4 separate regions of the Homo sapiens genome follow, and all the other regions are linked to region 4. A link is a loop called in an ENCODE intact Hi-C map of the cell type or tissue named here. Cell type or tissue: CD4-positive, alpha-beta T cell. All regions are shown on one strand. Region 1 holds the start of ABCD2 (ATP binding cassette subfamily D member 2). Region 2 overlaps REDIC1 (regulator of DNA class I crossover intermediates 1). Region 3 overlaps REDIC1 (regulator of DNA class I crossover intermediates 1). Region 4 holds the start of KIF21A (kinesin family member 21A).

The links. A loop is a pair of places that touch in the nucleus more often than their neighbours do. Peaks named below come from ENCODE experiments on the same cell type or tissue, not always from the same donor. Only the 100,000 strongest peaks of a DNase experiment are listed, where the experiment ranks them.
Region 1: it touches region 4 in a loop (4-fold over the local background); 34 of 110 quality-filtered maps call a loop at or near these places.
Region 2: it touches region 4 in a loop (2.3-fold over the local background); 10 of 110 quality-filtered maps call a loop at or near these places.
Region 3: it touches region 4 in a loop (4-fold over the local background); 10 of 110 quality-filtered maps call a loop at or near these places.

Annotation. Positions count from the first base shown.
Region 1 is chr12:39,617,062-39,622,061 of GRCh38, forward strand. ABCD2 (ATP binding cassette subfamily D member 2) reads right to left here and starts at 2,742. Exons shown (of 10, transcript NM_005164.4): 1 at 1,616-2,742; 2 at 1-107. The coding sequence starts at 2,554. RefSeq lists enhancers at 2,144-2,223, 2,534-3,053, 4,283-4,362. In CD4-positive, alpha-beta T cell, no CTCF peak of the experiment used is centred here; DNase peaks (open chromatin) are centred at 2,520, 3,070, 4,160 and 4,430; H3K4me3 peaks cover 4,711 bases; H3K27ac peaks cover 3,708 bases.
Region 2 is chr12:39,681,134-39,686,133 of GRCh38, forward strand. REDIC1 (regulator of DNA class I crossover intermediates 1) reads left to right here. Exons shown (of 13, transcript NM_001031748.4): 8 at 1,478-2,007; 9 at 2,282-2,351; 10 at 3,734-3,794. Among named protein-coding and RNA genes, the nearest start is that of REDIC1, 57 kb to the left of the region's middle. In CD4-positive, alpha-beta T cell, no CTCF peak of the experiment used is centred here; DNase peaks (open chromatin) are centred at 2,168 and 4,908; H3K4me3 peaks cover 1,235 bases; H3K27ac peaks cover 1,860 bases.
Region 3 is chr12:39,690,246-39,695,245 of GRCh38, forward strand. It overlaps REDIC1 (regulator of DNA class I crossover intermediates 1), which reads left to right. Exons shown (of 13, transcript NM_001031748.4): 11 at 1,804-1,867. Among named protein-coding and RNA genes, the nearest start is that of REDIC1, 67 kb to the left of the region's middle. In CD4-positive, alpha-beta T cell, CTCF peaks have their summits at 2,245 and 2,446; a DNase peak (open chromatin) is centred at 2,156.
Region 4 is chr12:39,440,613-39,445,612 of GRCh38, forward strand. KIF21A (kinesin family member 21A) reads right to left here and starts at 2,508. Exons shown (of 38, transcript NM_001173464.2): 1 at 2,315-2,508. The coding sequence starts at 2,358. RefSeq lists enhancers at 1,449-1,518, 2,337-2,837, 3,119-3,178 and a silencer at 2,139-3,038. In CD4-positive, alpha-beta T cell, CTCF peaks have their summits at 2,709 and 2,913; DNase peaks (open chromatin) are centred at 1,869 and 2,679; H3K4me3 peaks cover 2,057 bases; H3K27ac peaks cover 1,197 bases.

The DNA of each region.
Region 1 (5,000 bases), 180 kb after region 4:
TTCATCAGGAACTGTTCTATCATGATGTACCACAAACGTTTGGATAAAATGAGGTTCATCTGATCTGCTAAAGCTTTGTAACTTTTCTGAAGTTGTTTCATTTCTACCTATAGAGAGGAAAAAGAGTTGAGGACTTTTTTTAAAGATATATACATATTATTCTTTTTTTTTTTTAGTATGGCATTATCTATGCATCTTAACCAATAAATGCAGATTAATACCAGTATTAGTTATTATTTAGTTTTGGTCACATGTGTATTATTTTTAAAAGTTTATGCTACTCAGTGGACATAATGTTAGGTATAAAATACATATAAGTAATTTATAGTTATGATATTTAAATTTTATGTATGAGATGTTAAAATTAAATGATATTATATGAGACATGAATAAACAATTATTAGAGCTTTGTCCTTGTTGATTACACCAAAAATATCTGAAAATGGACACATGACATATATATGTATAGACTCCACTTTTGAACTGACTCAATTTGTTGGATTTTGTCTTTTATGCAAGAAGTCTAAGCACACTATAATTTATATCATTGAATTCAATAGTTCAAGAAGAATCACAAATCAATATGATATAATACAATATATGAGGTCAATTTTCAAGTGGGAGTAGGATTCCTAAATTTACTTTAAATATTATTTTTCAGGTTGCTACTGCTATTAAAGACACTGATAATTACAGATGCTTTAAAAATTAAATAATTCTGCTTGGTGATTGACATGCCATCTTCAACAGTAGAATACTTTATTTTATTCACCAAGTCATTTAAATTAAGATTGCATTGCCTTCAAAATTTCTGTCATTTCATATTCTGAAGTTACCTTCATGCACTGTTAGTATGTATAATTGGGCTAATTGTTTTAGGGATCTGCTTAATGTTGAAAATCTTTAATAATTAAAAACATTCTGAAACTCCTTTTGTACTCCTCATTTCTTCTCTAATTTCAGCTTTTTTTTTTTTTCAAAGCTAGACAAAATTTCATTTCACTTCCTCTTTTCATTTTGTCAAAGTACAGTGCTGAACATGAACTAAGAGTAGTAGAAATGCCATTTTGTGAGACACTCTCCTACGCTTCTTGGGAATGGGGATGCTCCATATTGATCAGACATGCAAAATTGTTAAAAATGTCTTCTATAAGAAACCCTGGCTCTTCCCCCCTCTTGGACAACAAAGGAACAACAAAGAATATCATTCTAAATTTTCCATTTCAGTGGAAATATGTTTAGTCTTAGTTTCTAAATATATATTTTCTTCTGGTAGGTGCTTTAGGATGACCTACCAAGTTGGGATTTAAGTTTTAAGAAAATGCGTTAGAAATAATTCTGAGCATATTTGAGTAACTGAGGCTAAGTAGACTTTTTTAGAGTGTTGCAAATTTTATTCTTCTGAAACTTTAGAAAAGTTTGCACCCTATAATCCTTTAACTGGTTACAGTTAAAAGGGGTAATGAAGCATATATTTTAATTCAGGTTTAGATGTCAGAGGAATCTAAGACACTAAAGAAGTGGGTCCATCGACAGGACAACAGATGGTATCTGGCACTGCAGTGGCAACTTGAACAGTTTCACATTTCACCCATCACCTTAATTTCTATCTTACCTTATGTCCTCTGTAAAAGGCAATTTCTTCTACATTGGCTATAATTCTCGAGTGCACATACCGCAAATAGCCTTTTCTATGTGCTTCCTCTGCCACCAGTTTGCCAAATTTGGGAGAACAGGCTTTTAACACTTTAGCAGTGGCATACACCACAAGTCCTGCTAGTAGGGTGGGCCCAATTGGGCTTGCTCCTCTGGATGTAGCAGTTTGAATGAGTGTATAGGAGGTCAGCATTACATCTAAAATAGGTTTGGTCAGATTGGAATACAAGTGAGCCACAGATTGGGAGAACATCATAATATCCTCCGTAAGAGATTGGTCAGGGTTTGCCAGCCTCCCATCCATATTGATCACTTTATAATAAGTCTGATTTGTAAAATAGGTTTCATAGGCGTGGTCTACTAGGCGAGTTCTGAAGGCCAAAGCCAATTTGCATTCCAGGTACCTTATTGCACTGTTGACGAAGGTAGCAGGGATGGCAATCATAAGCCACTTGATTAATTTGATGATGAAAGTCCGAGGCTTCTTTTCCACAATGCTTTTCACGATTTTTCCATCCAGACCAGCCACATAGATAGAAAGAAAGGTTCTTGAGATTAGAGCCACTGAGTGCAGGCAGAGCCACCCTGTTTCAGTGGTCACAAGTTTTGGAAACAAAATTTTCCGAAGTTCTAGTAGCTGTTTGAAGAAATCTGCATTCACTCCAGGCGAAGGTTTTTCACAAATGGTCTCGGTGCAATGCAGTATTTCTGTGTTCTCTGCAGCAGGGTAAGCTGCTGCTTTTTTCTTCCCGTGGCCAGATTGCTTTAAACGCTTGCCAATGATGGGATAGAGGGTTTTCAGAGCATATGCCGCAGCCACCAGGCAGGCAGCCCTCTTAGCAGCACTCGATCTGGTCCATTTCACTCGATCAGCTGCTGCATTTAGCATATGTGTCATTTTCCCAGTTACCCAAACCGGCTTCCAAAAGAATTCGTTTTAAAAGATCATGCTTCACAGAAATCCCCAGCAAATGTTTTAGAAAGTCCTACAGCGTCCCATAGTCTGCAGCGTTTCTCTTCCACTGTTGTGTTTTTAATTTTGTTCTGCTGTGACAGATGCAGCAGAGCTCAGACTCCGCTGCATCTACCGGGAATGATTCTCTCAGAAGCTCAAGCTGCACCAAGCTCCTCCCTCCCAGGCCCCTCATTGGCTGTGAGGGCGGTGGGACCTTGGAATCCTCGCAGCTTCCCTTTGAACCTTGAAAATGAGGAGAGAGCAAAGCGAATTACATCCTTCCTTAAACAGGAGTTCAGAGAGTTAAAATGTCTATTTTTGGAGAGGTCGAATCAGGCCATCTGCTGGCGAACAAAACCGGCTCTAGCTACTGAGCATGCTCAGTGTCACTTAGAAACCCACAGAAGTTTCAGAATATACATCACTTCGGTAAGATTTCAGTAGATACCGCAAACAGAAGAGCAAGCAGAAAGGGAGATTTCCAAGCGAACAAAACCGGCCCTAGCTACTGAGCATGCTCAATGTCACTTAGAAACCCGCAGAAGTTTCAGAATATACATCACTTCGGTAAGATTTCAGCAGCTACCGCAAACAGAAGAGCAAGCAGAAAGGGAGATTTGCAAGAGTTTTAATGAGACGAGGAGGGAGAAGGAACCACGAAAATGAGGGAGGAGGGACAAGAGGATCAACATAAAATGAATATGAAAAGGATATGGAATGAATCTGAAACGGATCAGAAAAGAAAGTGACAAGTGGGAGGGACACCGGAGAATGCCAAATATCAAATACACTTGGATCTGTTTTTCACAGATCCCCCCGGCTTTTTTGGGGGTCTGATTTCACAAAAGGTCTCAGAACCTAATAGACAAGTTGTAATCGAGGGTTTCCCTTGTAAATAAATAGGATAAAAGTCTTCCGTGTTACAGAAAATAATTATTTGCTATGCCTCTAGCCATTCTCCCTTTTTCCTCTGCATCCTACTTGTCCTTATGCTAAAAATCTTCCAGCCCCATAACTGGAGATCTGATGTACTCATATTTATTTACAAGGTGACGACTATTAAATAAATGAGAGCAATGTTTCATGTTTACTACTCCCATGTGTTAGGTAGTTTTTACTTGGAGTGGGGTAGCACTTATAGTGAAAGTTTAACCATTTGGGAATTCAGCTGGTGTTGGATGGTGGAAATAGCTTCTCTAGGACCTTACTTCATTTTTCAAGAATGCTTTGTCTTTTGCAGGTTTCTGCTTTGTTTGTTTTGTTTAGCTGTAGAGATAATCTACTGGCTACTTCCTATTTCCATTTGGTTATTTGATAAAAACTAAGAGTCTTAAAATTCTTCACATCCATAATGGAGGATTTAAATTGTTCAACAGTCAAGGACAATTCTGCATATTTTTGAAAATGTAAAAAGCTTTTTTTTTTTTTTTTTTTTTTTTTTTTATGAGACAGAGTCTCTCTCTGTCACCCAGGCTGGAGTGCAGTGGCACGATCTCAGCTCACTGCAGCCTCCGCCTCCCAGGTTGGTGCCTCAGCAGCCCGAGTAGCTGGGATTACGAGGGTGCGCCTACCATACTTGGCTAATTTCTGTAGTTTTAGTAGAGATGGGTTTTGCCATGTTTGCCAGGCTGGTCTCAACCTCCTGGCCTCAAGTGATCCACCTGCCTTAGCCTCCCAAAGTGCTCGGATTATAGACGTGGGCCACCACGCCCAGCCAAGAGCATTTTTTAAGTCAGGGCTGAGTATATTTTTGGATATGGAAAAACCATTTTTTTTGCTCTTCACTGTCCCCGCCCCCCATCTCATTAAAATTCTCGGAAATCTCCCTTTCTGCTTGCTCTTCTGCTTGTGGTATCTACTGAAATCTTACAAAAGTGATATATATTCTGAAACTTCTGGGGATTTCTAAGTGACACTGAGTATGCTCAGTAGCTACAGCCAGTTTTGTTCACCAGCAGCTGGCCCCCAACATACATACACATTTCCAGTCAATTAAAAGCTTAGGAAAATATGCATCAAGCTAGAACAGAAGTTGGCAAATTACAACTGGTGGGCCAAATCTAGCCTGCCACTTAATTTTATATGACCCTTAAGCTAGGAATGATTTTTACATTTTTAAAGTGGTTGAAAATACTTCAAAACAAGAATATTTTGTCCTGTGAAAATTATATAAAATTCTCATTTTTGTGTTTATAAATAAAGTTTTATTGGAAAACAGTCACACCCATTCATTTACTCTCTGTCTATGGCTTCTTTCAAGCCACAGTGGTGGATGCAACAAAGACTAAAATATGTACTATTTGGCCCTTTATAGAAGTTTGCAAACCTCTGTGCTAGAATATAAAACCCATCTCAGCATTAAATGATCTTCATTACTGAGTTTATCACA
Region 2 (5,000 bases), 240 kb after region 4:
TGGTGGCACACACCTGTAATCCCAGCTATTCAGGAGCCTGAGGCAGGAGAATTGCCTGAACCCAGGAAGCAGAGGTTGCAGTGGGCCAAGATTGCACTACTGCACTCCAGCCTGAATGAAAAGAGCAAAACTCCATCTCCCACACACACAAAAAAGATTGATATAATGGATTCTGGGGACTCTGGTGGAGGGTGGAGGAGGGATGAGGGATAAAAGACTATACATTGGGTACAGTGTACACTGCTTGGGTAATGGCTGCACCAAAATCTCAGTAACCACCACTAAAGAACTTGTTCATGTAACCAAACATCACCCATTTCCCAAAAACTATTGAAAGAATAATAAAAAAAGATTTACATTTATAGTGTGCTTAATATCTTATAAAGTGCATTTACCTCTATTTTATGTAGAGTAACAGATATTTTCCTCATGTTAATGGTGTATATTAGTGCATACTATATACTGTGTCTTTTGGTATAGCAAAATAACATCATTCTGTCTAAAACACCAATAAGGCCCTCATTGAGAAACAACGTAGGATCATGAGCTGTGAACATTCATGGGTAAAACATTAATCTCTCTCTTTAACAACAAGCTGAGCTCTTTTATCTCTCTATTGCCAATATATGGCCTAGTACCTGGAACAGAGTAGGTGATCATCAAATATTTGATAAATAATTTAAAAATAGTTATTAGAGTTTTAGCAATCTGTGGTTTTTTTTCCTAATTTTTTTGATAACTCCAACCTCTGGAACAACTCACTTCCAAATAAATTTGTAGTCACTGACAATAAAATAAGAAACATCTTGATTTGTAATTATTTTCCACTATATCTTTGATTCTTGTGCACAAATTGGACTTAACCTAGAATTATTTCTGCATTAGAATAGAACTTACAAGTTATCTAACTCATCTAATTAGTTTTTATCTAATTCACCTTATCTCTTGGTTTTATTATGTATATACACATTTGTATTTATATTGCTCTTCCTTGGGAACTTTATAATTGTTTTTATATCCATATTAGGTTGAAAAATATGTTATAATGGTCTCATAACTATTTGATTTTATGTTTTAACACTGGTGATAAATTTTCTCTGCACAGCCTTCAAAACATCTTTCTCTGGTTAAATGGAACAGCAATGACATATAGTGGTTGTCTAGTTTATTCTTTAGATTTTATTATAGAAAATATACTATAGGTTGGTCATGTTTTAATTAAACCTCATGCTAACATTTCATGTTGTAATAAAAAACTGGCCGTAGATTATTTTCTTACTCAATAAGTCATTAGAAGACCACATTAGACAAATTTTCACCCAAAGCAATATTATTTATTTAAATATAAAAAATAAAAACATAGTCTAGGTAAATGTTAGTAGCAACTCAATATGTCCTCTAAGAATTGAAAGTAAGAGTTTCTAAATGCAAATAATCCATGCTTTTCTTGCTAAATATGTTTTTGTTTATCCCAAAGTCTAGGAAATAGGAATTTACTTACTAAAAGCCCTGCTGTAATTATGGATGAAGATTGTAGAAGCACGGATGAAATAAGACAGTCAGACTACATTACTGAAAAACACTCAATACAGCATATTTGGGGGAAAAATGGAAAGGAAGTTTCAAATTTTCTTGAAGATGTGAACCAGTCTACTCCTAACCTTCTATCAGAGAATTGTGACTCTTTTGTTAGTCAAAATATGATCAATGTATTAAACATAGATGAGCAAAGGATAAAGAAAACATTTAACAAGTGTGATTATGATAGTATGGGAGATACTTGTGTAGTCACTAGTTCTGATAAAAACCATGTCACTGACAGATGCATTAGAAACATTTTTACAGTTCCAGAGTTGACTTTTAGTAATTCGACTTTGAATAAAACAAGTTATCCAGAAAAATGTCAGCCAAACAAGAAGTATCAGAGAGAGTATAACAAAAATGAAAGAAATGATCTTAGTACATCTTTTGAGAACGATTACTACCCAAGCAGCTCTGAAAGAAAAGGTTGGTATTGTACATGGAAAATGTAATTACATATTCTTTTTTTCTTTCAGTTTTAGTATATATATTTGTATATTCATACACACACATCTATATATTTGTATGTGTGTTTATGTGTTTGGAGGAAAATGAAACCAAAAATAGAATGGCTTCCTATTATATAACATTGTGGACCAGTGGTTTTCCTCTGTACGTGTCATGTGAATATGCTTTGAATTAAAAAATGAAAATAGACTATGCTAAATTTTTAACTCGGTGCATACTTTTATTTTTTAAGAAAAATTTGAAAATGATTACCAAGAGAAGACACCACAGAAAAGTATTCAGAAATATCCAGCAAACTCTATGTAAGTTTTTAGGTAAATCTGGGGAATACAAATCAGGATCTAGTATGATGCATGATGAATGTTGAATTGATGCAAAGTGAGGTAGGCGTATTGCCATTTGAGGGTGGGCAGGCAACCTGGTCTCAAAGGAGCCTTACCAGGAGTCACAGTGTTGATAATATCACCCCAGTTGAGAGTGTGGTGCTCATATTTGCCAGCTCCCAAATACCTTCTTATCTGAATATTAGTGTTGATTAGATTTGAGGAAATTGATTTAATGTGTTCAAGAAACTCATATCCGCCAGAATGTCAATTTATTAACTTAAAGTAATAAATAGAAAGGGAACATGTATAGGAAGTCTTATTGACATGAAAAAGCATATTTTCTTACTTTCAAACAGCTCTCAGTGGGAAGGTTGCTTGCTTGGTTGGTATAGAATCACTATAGGGAGTGATAGAATTCAGATGTTAGTGGCATAAGCAAGCATATCAGCAGTTTATAGGACAGTGTACATTTTAGGGATAGAGCACTCTTCTCATTGCCAACATTTACCTCTCAGAGACTCCATGTTTTCTCTATGTTCAAGATTACAATCTCCTCTACCCATACATTGAAAACAATTATGTTTCACCAGATTTTTCTTTCTCTTCTTGCAGCTGGTGTACAAAATGTTCTGAGTTTAAGGTGATTTTTACACTCATCCATTATGTGTTGATGTTAAATTTATTCCTTAAAAGTTTGAGAACTGCCTTCCAGGCTTTTCTGAATAATGACCTGCAATTATAAGTAACTAAAGAAAACTTTATTTTAGCTAGTAGTTTCTAGCTAAAATAGTCCTAACTTTCTTGGTAATAGTCCTAACTTTCTTGGTAATAATTACAATTTAGCCAAATCTTTCTGGTTGGAAATCATGAACTAGAATAAATTTTTATTCTGGAAGTGATTTCTTGTGGAATTATTAAAAATATTGATTGATAAAAAGATGCAATTTTAGTGGGATTGGCACTACAAATTAATTAAAACATAGACTTACAAAACATTTCATAAAATTGGCAAATTTGTATTTTTGTTGTTATATCTCCCAATATCTAGAAATTTATGAGTGAAAAAATCATGTTAGGCCTTGAGTTTTAAATGTACCTTATGAAAGCAATTTAGAACATGGTTCCCAATCCTGACTGCAGGTCCAGATTACTTGAGGTAGTGATTTTAAACTATAGAATACCAAGATTGACCCGCACATAATAGGTGGGCTCCTTGGCATGGAGCTTATGAATCTTTATTTTTAAGAAAGCTTCCCATATAATTCTGATCTGAAGCCAAGTTTGGGAACTCTAATTTAGAACAATAATTCCCAGAGGGAACACAACAAACTTTGATACTGTGTATTTATAATCCTTAGGGGAAATATACCTTCGGAAGAATTGCACTCTAAGCAGTCATGGGACTTTGGACTTGATGAGGTAAAGCACAGTCTCACATTATCTTCTCAATTAAGTCAGTTTGTATTACCATATCACATTACTGTATTTAACGTTCACTTTGATTTAAGCTTAACATTTATTCATTAATTTTTATTGGATGGACTCTTTTTCTTATACTTTTTTATTCTGAGGAAATTATAGCTTAGATCTAGAAATAAAAACACGTTTTCAGAGACTGTTAACATGTTTTATTTGAGACAAAATCTTGAGGACATTTTAAACACATTTTTTAAGTATTACAAAACTTCTGTATTAGTTGATTCTTGCATTGCTATAAAGAAATACCTAAGACTGGGTAATTTATAAAGAAAAGAGGTTTGGTTGGCTCATGGTTCTGCAGGCTGTACAGGAAGCATGATGCTGGCATCTGATTGGTTTCGGGCAGGCCTCAGGAAACTTCTAATTATGGCAGAAGGCAAAGGGGGAGCAAGGAGTCTCACATGGCAGGAGCAGGAGCAAGAGAGAGTGAGTAGGGAGGTGCCACAGACTTTTAAATGACCAGATCACAGGAGAACAAACTCACTATCATGAGGACAACACCAAGAGGGATGGTGCTAAACCACTCAGGAGAAACCACTGCCCTGCTATGATCCAGTCACCTCCCACCAAGCCCCACCTCCAACACTCAGGATTATAATTTGACATGAGATTTGGCAGGGACATAGATCCAAACCATATCTTTCCACCCCCAGCCCCCCAAATCTCATGTCCTTCCCATATTGCAAAATACAATCATGCATTTCCAGCAGTTCTCCAAAGTCTTAACTCACTCCAGCATTAACTCAAAAGTTCAAAGTTTCACCTGATACAAGGCAAGTCTCTTCCATCTATGAGCCTGTAAAATCAAAAATAAGGTAGTTACTTCCAAGATTCAATGGCGGTACAAGCATTGGGTAAATATTTACATTCCAAAAGGGAGAAATAGGCCAAAAGAAAGGGGCTACAGGCCCCATGCTAGTCTGAAACCCAACAGGGCAGTCACAAATCTTAAAGCTCCAAAATAATCTCCCTTGACTCTATATCTCACATCCAGACACACTGGTGTAAGAGGTGGATTCCAAAAGCCTTGGGCAGCCCTGCCTCTGTGGTTTTGCAAGGTTCAGCCCCTGTGGCTGCTTTCATGAGCTGGGGCTGAGTGCCTGTGGCTTTTCCAGGAGCTAGGTGCAAGCTGTTGGTGTATCTACC
Region 3 (5,000 bases), 250 kb after region 4:
GGATGGGGACATGTGGTGTTCTCAAGAGCCTTTGATGGGAGTGGGAGAGAATAGGAAAGAACAAAGTATTAGAGGAGTATAATTATTTAATTTTAAAGGTTTAGTAGAGGAATAAAGTTAAAATACAATTGTTAACATGGGAACGTATTCACCAGAGAAGTGGAGACGTGGAAGAACAAAATTCAAGAGTGATGATGTCACACTAGGAAACCGGATCAAGATGGGAAGAAATGAAATAGCAATTCTATATACAGTGTTAAAAATGAAACCCACTTAGCAATTAACATATTGAATATGATAGCAATTAACATATTGAATATGAATTAATATATTGAATATGAATTCTTTTCAAGATTCAAAGAATATCAAATTATTAAGAAAAAATCAATATAGGTTATAAGCAACGTATCTAGAATATAATAAAGGTTGAAAGCAAACAGATAGCAAAATACATACATTAAGAAAACATATATACTATTGGAGCAAAGACCATATAAATGCAATAAAAAGCCCATTCGGAAAAGAGAAAAATAGGAGATGCAGATTTTCTGATCCATAGCAAGGCTTGCCATCCTGGAGGATGGAGGACATTTGTGAATAACTTAGTGTCTTGTCCTTTAGGAAGATCTTTGCTGTCCTTCTCAAACAGATCTGAAGTAGGTATTGGAGTGCAGGCCTGCCGTGGGGTCTACATAGCTTTCTTGAAAGTTTTGTGTTCTTCTTGCAAGTTTGGGGCTTGAATGTGTCATGACTTGAAGAGAAAAGATTTTTAAATGATAAGATAGAGGGGTTAGGGAAGGGGCTCTGCTCCATGTAGTTATTCAGGCCCTAAACTGGTGGCTCCCAGTTTATTGTTACCAGAGAGAAGAAAGGAAAAGGAAGTGGAGGATTGTGGGGAAGATTTTTATGGACCAGGACCGGCAGTAGTTTACGTTACTTCTGCCTATGACCAGAACTTACGTAACATGTCTAAACCAATTCCAAGGGAGGCCGGGAAATACAGTCTAGCTGTATGTCCAAGAAAAAGGGAGTCAGGTTTGGGAAGCAGCTAGACAATTTCTCCTTTATTTTATATATCTAAAATTCTATATCCTACCAACAGAGAATGTATAGAAAAAAATTTTTATAAGCCCATGATATGTATGCAAACATAATTCATATAGTAAGCCATAAAGAAAATCTAAGACATTTATTTAAGGAGAGATTCATGGGTACATTCTCTAATCAAAATTTGATAAAATTGAAATCAACTAAAAAGAGATACTTAACTTCCCTTAACATCCTGGAAATAAAGAAACACTCAGGGTTCGTTTGCTTTGTTAGAGAAAGGAAATGAAAATAAAGTACAAATTACATAGAAAGTGATGGAAACCAAAACCAATAGTGTGTTCTGTAGAAAGTTATACCTCTAAGAGCTTTTATTATTTAAAAAACCTGATAATAAACGACTGATGATCTAACTTAGGAAATTAAATAAAGAATAACAAATTTCCAAATTGCCTTAATATGTTTGTCTTTCTTCAGCTGCATTTACTATGATTACCTGAAGCTTTTCCTTTTTCTCAGTAATTCATTTCTTGGCAAGTGTCTATTCTGTTGCTTGTTGTTTTTTAACGAATTTAAATTTCATTTTATTGTTTACCACAGGCTAATTTTTCTTTGTGGTTTAAAAATAAACCATGTTGAACTGAAGTAATGTAAAAGAAAAGTACTATAAAATGAATTGGTAGTGTAAATAAGGTAGATATAAGTGAATATTATTATGTATACTTAGGAATTGTTAACATTTTGGTTTTCTCCTAGATTCTGATGGAAGAAGGAGGAATATATTCTTTAAAAAGCAAGCGAATATCTACTAAGAAAATCTGTCAGTATAACTGTATAAGTTAATTTTACTCTATTTTAAAAACTAACAATTAAATAGAAATCAGTTAAATTTGAAGTGATTTTTTAGATGTTTGCCAACAAATATATATCATGGATATTTTAGTACTACTAATGCAATTGACTCGTTAAAATTACTTTTATATTTTATTAAATATACATGAGTACATTAATGTATAGGTACAGTTTAGCAAATAAGAATAAAACAGATAACCCTCATACTCCCTAGGTAGCTTAAGAAACAATACATAATACTTTTGAAGATTTCTTCAATTGTATTTCATATCCTGCCCTCTAGAGGTAACTATTTCCTTGAATTTGTTTTTTGTTATAACACAGACTTTTTAACTGCTTTATTTTGAACTTTCTATATATTGATCCAACTCTATATATTTTTCTGCAACTTGCTTTTTTTTTTCACCCAATATTATATTTTACAGTTCATCTGCTTTGATACTTGTAGCTCTAGTACATTTATTATTTTTCCTGCTATACAGCATTCTACTGTATGAATATATCACAATTTATGTATCTTCTAACAATGGATATTTAGGTTATTTTGAATATTTTGCTTACGTTGTTTTGAATATTTTCCTATGAAGAACAATGCTACTTGGAGTATTGTTGACATTTTTCCTTGCACACATGTATAAAAAGTTTCTCTAGGATATATTTCTAGGAGTAGAATTGCTAGTTCATATGATATGCACTTCTTTGCATCTTCAAGGTAATGCTAAATTATTTTCCTAAATGGTTATTCCAGTTGTACCCCTCTTAGCAAGGGATAACAGTCTTGGTTGTTACATGTTTTCACCAACAATATCTCAGTCTTTTATCATTATTGGTAATCTGATAGCTCATTGTAGTTCTAATTTATATTTCTCTGATTACTAATTAGGTTAATTGGCCATCAATGTTTCATTTATGAAATGTCATTTGCTCATGTTCCTTTTCTGAAGTTTGGTTTTCTTTATGGAATGTGTCTTTAATATGTCTATATCTCCTATGTATATTTTATGTGTCCTGGATACTGACTGCTTGTAGGCTTGTGTGTAGCAAATACTTCATGTTTGAGTGATCTTTTAATTCTGTACTGTCTTTTTACAGACAAAGTTTCATGTCGATCTGGTACTCTTTTAGGTATTCTATGCTAGCATAGTCCTTCATGTTATCTAGTCTGATGGAATACCTTGAAACCTTTAATGATTTAATTTTTTGAATATGTAAAATACTAGTCTGGTTTCTATCCTTATCCTCCCTGCCCTATTTCCTTCTGCAACATGAGTATTTTTTTTTTTTTCTGCTTTCTGGTTTCTCATTCCAGTCCATTTTTAAAAAAATAAATCCTAAAAATATATAAACACGTAAATACCCATGAGTCTTAGTTTCCAGCCTTTCTCATTCTAAATGTAATATAGAATATTTTATAAAAGAATTAAGTGAATTTATTTATTTAATAAAATATTCCTATAGATTCCTCTGTGTTAGTGCTAGGTATTTCTTCATCCTTATGACCATTTAGTAGTCCATTACATGCATGAACTGTAGTTTTTTCAGTCAATGCCCTATTGATGGACATTTGGGCTATTTCCAGTATATTTTTCTTACAAATACTGTAAGTGAACAATTTTGTACAATGTTTCTTATTTGTGGAGGTTCATTTTCAGGGTAATTTCTGGGAGTGGCATTGTTAAGTTAAAGGAGAAATATGCTGGTATTTGATGGATATTGCTGAATTTCAATTTTGATATATATATATTTCCAAGTTCCTTGTGTCACCATTTGGCACCAATAGCAATGTACATTTTATTCCACAGCCTCACCAACAGGGATTGTGGTCAAACTTAGGAATTTTTCTGAATCTCACAGGGGGACGGATAGATAGAAGTTTTAGTTTGCGCTTCGCTCTGTGTGAAGTTGAGCATCTTTTAAAAATGCTCATTGGCTATTTGCGATTCTTTTTCTGTGAATTCTCTATTATATCTTTTGCCCCCTTGGGTTTTGGCATTTTTTTTCTTGGTATTTAAGGGATCCTTATATATTAGAAAGATGTAGATGAGGGGTGGAACAAGATGGCTGAATAGAAGACACCCACTGCAAGCGCACCAATTTAACAACTATCTACACACAAAAAAACACCTTCCTAAGAACTGCATAAGAGCACTCATAGTACCTGGTTTTAACTTTATATCACTGAAAGAGGCACTGAACAGGTAGGAAAAACAGTCTTGAGTCACTGACGCCACCCTTCCTCCATTCCCTGGGAGTGGCGACATGGTGCGGAGAGTGATTCTGTGTACTGGGGAGAGGGACAGTCAGTGCAGCAGTTTTGAGGCATTGAACTCAGCACTATCTTGTTATAACAGAAAGCAAAATTGGACCAAACTCAGCTGATGCCTACCCATGGAGGGAATATTTAAACCAGCCCTAACCAGAGGGGAATTGCTGATCCTAGTGGTCAATACTTGAGTTTGCATAAGCCCTCCTATTATGGGCTAAAGTGCTCTGGTGCTCTAAGTAAATTTGAAAGGCAGTCTAGGCCACAAGAACTGCAACTCCTAGGTGAGTCCTAGTGCTGAACTAGGCCCAGAGACCGTGGACTGGGGGTGGCACGTGTTCTATTGAGACACCAGCTGGGGCAGCTAAGGGAGTGTGGCAATCACCCCTCCCGTAACCCAGACCACTCAGCTTGCAGCTCCAAAATAGACCCCTTCCCTCTGCTTGAGGAGAGGAGAAGGAATAGTGGGGAGGACTTTATCTTACATCCTGGATACCAGATTAGCCACAGTAAGATAGGGCACTGGTCAGAGTCATGATGCCCCCTTTCCAGGCCCTAGCTCCAAGATGACATTTCTAGACACTCCTTGGGTGAGAAGGACACCTATATCCTTGAAGGGAAGGACCCAATCCTGGCAAGATTCATCACCTGCTAACTGAGGAGCCCTGGGGCCCTGAATAACCATCAGTGATGCCCAGGGACTGCATTGAGGGCCTTGGGTGAGACTCTGATACTTGGTGGCATCAGGTGGGCCTGAGTACATTTCCAGCTGTGATGGCTATAGGACAAGACTTTTCACTTGAAAAAAGCAGAGAGAAAAGTAAAGGGGACTTTGTCT
Region 4 (5,000 bases):
ATATAAGTCCAAACACTTTATAAATACTAAAGTGCTATATGAGTATAAGCTATTTTTATCCTATATAAAGTAAGTTTACAAGGTAGCTCTGTTCAGAGAACAATGTATTTAATGAAAGAAATCCCCGATTTATCCAGGCGCAGTGGCTAATGCCTGTAATCCCAGCAATTTGGGAGGGACGGCTTGAGCCCAGGAGTACAAGACCACTCTGGGAAACATAGGGAGGCCCCATATCTACAAAAATGTATAAAAATTAGCCAAGCAGTGTGGCACATGCCTGTGATCTCAGCTACTCAGCAGGCTGAGATTAGAGGATTGCTTGAGCCCATGAGGTTGAGGCTGCAGTGAGCTATGATGGCACCACGACACTCTAGCCTGGGTGACACAGCAAAACCCTATCTCAAAAAAAAGAAAGAAGAAAGGAAAGAAGAGAGAAAGAGAAAGGAAAGAAGGAAGGAAGGAAGGAATCCTGAATTCAACAAATTGAATCTTTACAATATGGCTTACTAAGTTATGTTGAAGTTTTTATAAAGCCTTTCCCCAAAAATCAAACCCACATTCATTCACCTAAAAAGTCCTAACATACACACCAAAACAAAATACAAGTTATTTATCAGTCAGCATCACTTTAGGGTCATCCATGGCTCTACAGGCAAAGAAGCATCGGATTTAACAGAATGGTCAACAAACTGCCTTGTGATAGTCTAGAGAATTCACATATAAAAATCTCAAACGTCTAAAAACAGACAAATTGTCTGTTTTCAGTAATATTTTATGCACCTTCTTCACTTTCCTTGATCAGATCTCCTAACAAAATTGCCTCTTATTGGGTTTTCTGTCTTTTTCCTTCCCCTTTCTCCACCCTGGTGCAGTCATTAACTGGTATTAAAGGGCCAAAAGAGAGGTAGTAGCAGTGAATAGGAGAAACAGACTAATCTAACAATTGGATAAGTAGCCCTAGAATAACGAAGAAGGCCTAATTAAAACTTCAAAAGCCTTATAACAGGTGATTCTAACCAGTCATAAAACTGTCACCTCCCTGGGTGGTAAAAAAAAAAAAAAAAAAAACACTTAAAAACTCATTTTATTATTTAAGTTAATTAAAGATACAAAGTATACGAAACAGCCATTACTATGCCTGACCCAAGATGTGTCACTAAAATAGTAACTATAGAAATGTTTAGAGGGGAGAATTTTTAGAATAATTTTCTGGAAAGACTACAAGACTGGGAGATTGTTAATAGTTCCTAATTCCTTGGAGTGTAGATTATTTTTATAATCCTTAAAGCATAAATAAGGAGAAGTGAATTAACAGTAGACTCTCAGAGCTGTGAAAGCCACGCACTTACTCTAGGATGAATGCTTCATTAATTTTTCACACAGTGTGATGATGTTGCAATTTTCCATGAGCAACTATCAGAGCTTTCCTTCTTGATAAGTATCAAAACAGCCGAAATTACATCGAATACTCGTGCCTGTCATTGGCCGAAATATAATTTCAATACTAGGATGTACCTAGTATTTCCAGACTCACACCCTGGCCTGGGTAACGTTACGATTACATTGTATCCACCCTGCCTAATGTCAGTATGTTTCACACAGTCACCCATTTCACCCTTCCTCTGGCTAAAGAGTTTTCCTCCTTCTGTAGACCTCTCCCCAGTGGATTTTACCTTAAATTCCACTCCCATTCCAACACCCAAGAGGCTAGATCTGTCTCCTCTACCCACACGCGGGGGCATGTCTAGATCCCCGTGATGCTGAAAAAGATGTCTCATTTGCACAGACATCAGAACCCGAGTGGGCGCGCGGCGGGCCCTGCGGTCGCCGGCGCTGATAGTCAGATGCTTTGTCTCCTGCCTGGGAAGGCCGGAGCTGCATGGACACGTATGACAGACATTCTAGAACTAATAAAAAAGAACACCACAGCCCCGCGCACAGGCAGCTCCTCCCGGACAGGCGATAGCCCAAGGCGGCCAGACCTGAGGTGACTGATCCCGCGAGGGGACGGAGGGGAGTGACGAGGGCTTTTCCCCCAGAGAAGTCAAGACGCCCCCCAGGGACCCGGCGCCGCGCAGCCGCCAGCCACCTGCAAACACAGACGGCGTGAGGGCGGCGCAGTCGCCCTGCCAGCACCCGGCCGCGCGTGCCAGGCCAGCGGGGACTCACTGCCTCAGTTTCCTCAGCCGCAGAACCCGGCCGGGACGCCCCTCAGGTCGCTCCACCCCGGTAGCCGGTGCTCCGCGCCACAGCCAGGTCCTTGCCGCGCCCTCAACCCGCCGCCCGCCGCCCGCCGCCGGCAGACTGTCCTCACCTGACAGCCACCCGCACGGAGCTCTCGTCCGGGGCGCCCAACATGCTGGCGGCGGGCAGCGATCGAGCCGTTGGGCCTCGGCACCGCAGAGCTGAGGCGCCACTGGGGCCGCGGGACTCGGGCGCAGTAGGCTGGGGCGTCTGCGGGCGGGCGGCCGGCTCACCTCCGCCGCGCTCCAGCCATGTTGGGCGACTGAATGGAAAGGTGGCGGCGGCGCTGAGGCAGCAAGAGGAGGAGGTGATTCACGGCTCGCGGGCGCCCGCCCCTTCTCCACCGCTCACCCCCCAGGATCTGGGGCGGGGACAAAGCGCGCTTGAACGGCGAGCGCGCCTGTGGAGAAGCCAACAGGCCGCCAGCGGCCTCAGGGCGGCCGGGTGAGTGCGCCCTGCCCCCTCCGGTGGGGACGCGGCCTCCCAGCGGCCAGGCTGGGGACTCCACGCCCGCCAGGGCGCTCCGGGCTCCTCGCCCCGCACTGCGTCAGCCGCCGCCGCGCGGCTCAGCCCCACCTCGCCCTCCCCCAGCCTGCGCCCCGCCCTGCCCTCGTCGGGACACTGCCTGGCGCTGCTGGGCAGGGAGGCGAGGGGGAGGGATGCCTGCCGCCGGCTGCCCTCGCCCGAGGGCGACCAGCCTGTGCGCCCTTCCAGGCTCTTCTGGGAGAAGGAAGCAGCTAGTGCACGCGCTGCTGCCAGGTCCCTTCTCAAATCGAAGCTTGATTCAGCGGCGCGCCGGGAGCCAGGCAGCTGCTGCTGCGGTTCGGCTTTGTGTCCCACGCATAGCCTTATTGTCCTCTCTGCAGCTTGGACTTTGACCCCCTTCCCTAGCCCCCAGCTGAACGCCCTCCCTCCTCCCTCCCCGGAGTCAGTCATTCATGCTAAACGGACTCCCAGGTTTGTCCACTGTCTCTGGACAGCTGGGCTGTTCTACAGTTCATCGCCCGTTTACCAGCTCGGGTGGGATATGGAAATGATTTATTCGAGACTCCTGAATGCTTTTCTGTTCAATCATTTGTACACTGGTAAATGAACTGCACCCTGGTACTGCCAAGTGTTCCCAGAACTGAATATATCCACCAAGACCTGCTGTGTAGTAAATCCTTCCAAACTGATTTTCTTTCCCTTCTGGCCTTTAAAAAGCACCTCCCAATCCCAGGATTCTCTCAACATTGACCCATTGTGGTTTCTGTTTGTCACTATTGTGCTTCCACATGCCTTCAGATAGCTCTGTGGAAACAGCCTTTATTAGCTTTGCCACAGAGTATCTTTTGTGGACTGCTCCATACATCTCTATAAACAAACATGTGGCTTCATACGAAATAGTATCACAAATTAAATGGCACTATCCAAATAAAGGCACTACCTCAAATGCCTGCAATCTACAATCACATACCTAATCATCTTGTTCAGCAGTGATACAGCAGTGTGGCTCAGAGAAGGCTGCAACACTATGGGAAAAACAAGAAGTGTTTGATGATTTAAACCCATGGGAAGGCCGATGGGGTATATAATTATAGATAGTTTTAAATTTATTCTGTCCCTTAATCTCACTACCCCTAAATCTTAACAGACATGTAACTGGGAGGTAAAGAGGGCAGAGATGCTGAGTATCCTTCTATAGATCAAATTGGTGGGAAAGCTCTCCTCTGGCTACTCTTTGGAGGGCCTTTCCTAGCCTCAAAATTTATCCATCAACAAATCAGAGCTGCATTTCACCCTGCCCTGGCAAGCCCATATCTGGGTGGATCTGGGCTGGCCACCTTGCTTCTTTTGTTGATGAAAGCTGCAAGGAAAGCAAGAATGGCCCAGCACATTTAACAAGAAAACTAAAGAGAAATTTGTATAATTAAGACCCTCTTTTTAAAAAAAGTTCTTTTTTATTTTATTTTATTTTGAGACAAAGTCTTGCTCTGTCACCAGGCTGGAGTGCAGTGGCGTGATCTCGGCTCACTGTAACCTCTGCCTCCCGGGTTCAAGCGATTCTTCTGCCTCAGCCTCCTGAGTAGCTGGGACTACAGGCGTGTGCCACCATGCCCAGCTAATTTTTGTATTTTTAGTAGAGACAGAGTTTCACCGTATTGGCCAGGCTGGTCTTGAACTCCTGACCTTGTGATCCACCCGCCTCGGCCTCCCAAAGTGCTGGGATTACAGGCATGAGCCACCACACCCAGCCTATTTTATTTTTTGAGACAGTGTCTCGCTCTGTCATCCAGGCTGGAATGCAATGGTGTGATCTCAGCTCACTGCGACATCGACATCCTCCTCCGGGGTTCAAGGGATTCTCGTGCCTCAGCCTCCGGAGTAGCTGGGATTTCAGGCATGTGCCAACACATCCAGGTAATTTTTGTATTTTTAGTAGAGATGGGATTTCACCATGTTTACCAGGCTGGTCTCAAACTCCTGACCTCAAGTGATCCGCCCACCTCAGCCTCCCAAAGTGCTGGGATTACAGGCATGAGCTACCTCACCTGGCCAAAAAAAGTTCTCATTTTAAATAACAATAGTATACATATATGTCTCAGTAAGGGGAGTCACAAACACAAATGCCTACAGGAGCCAGGCAGGTAGCTCAAAAGAGCAGAGCAAGATGAATACTATGATAAAGGTGAGGACTATCATAAAATAGAGACACAGGCCCCTTCCAAAGGTGGTGGCCATCCTCAGCTCTGGCTGAATATTGCCTTGATGAAATG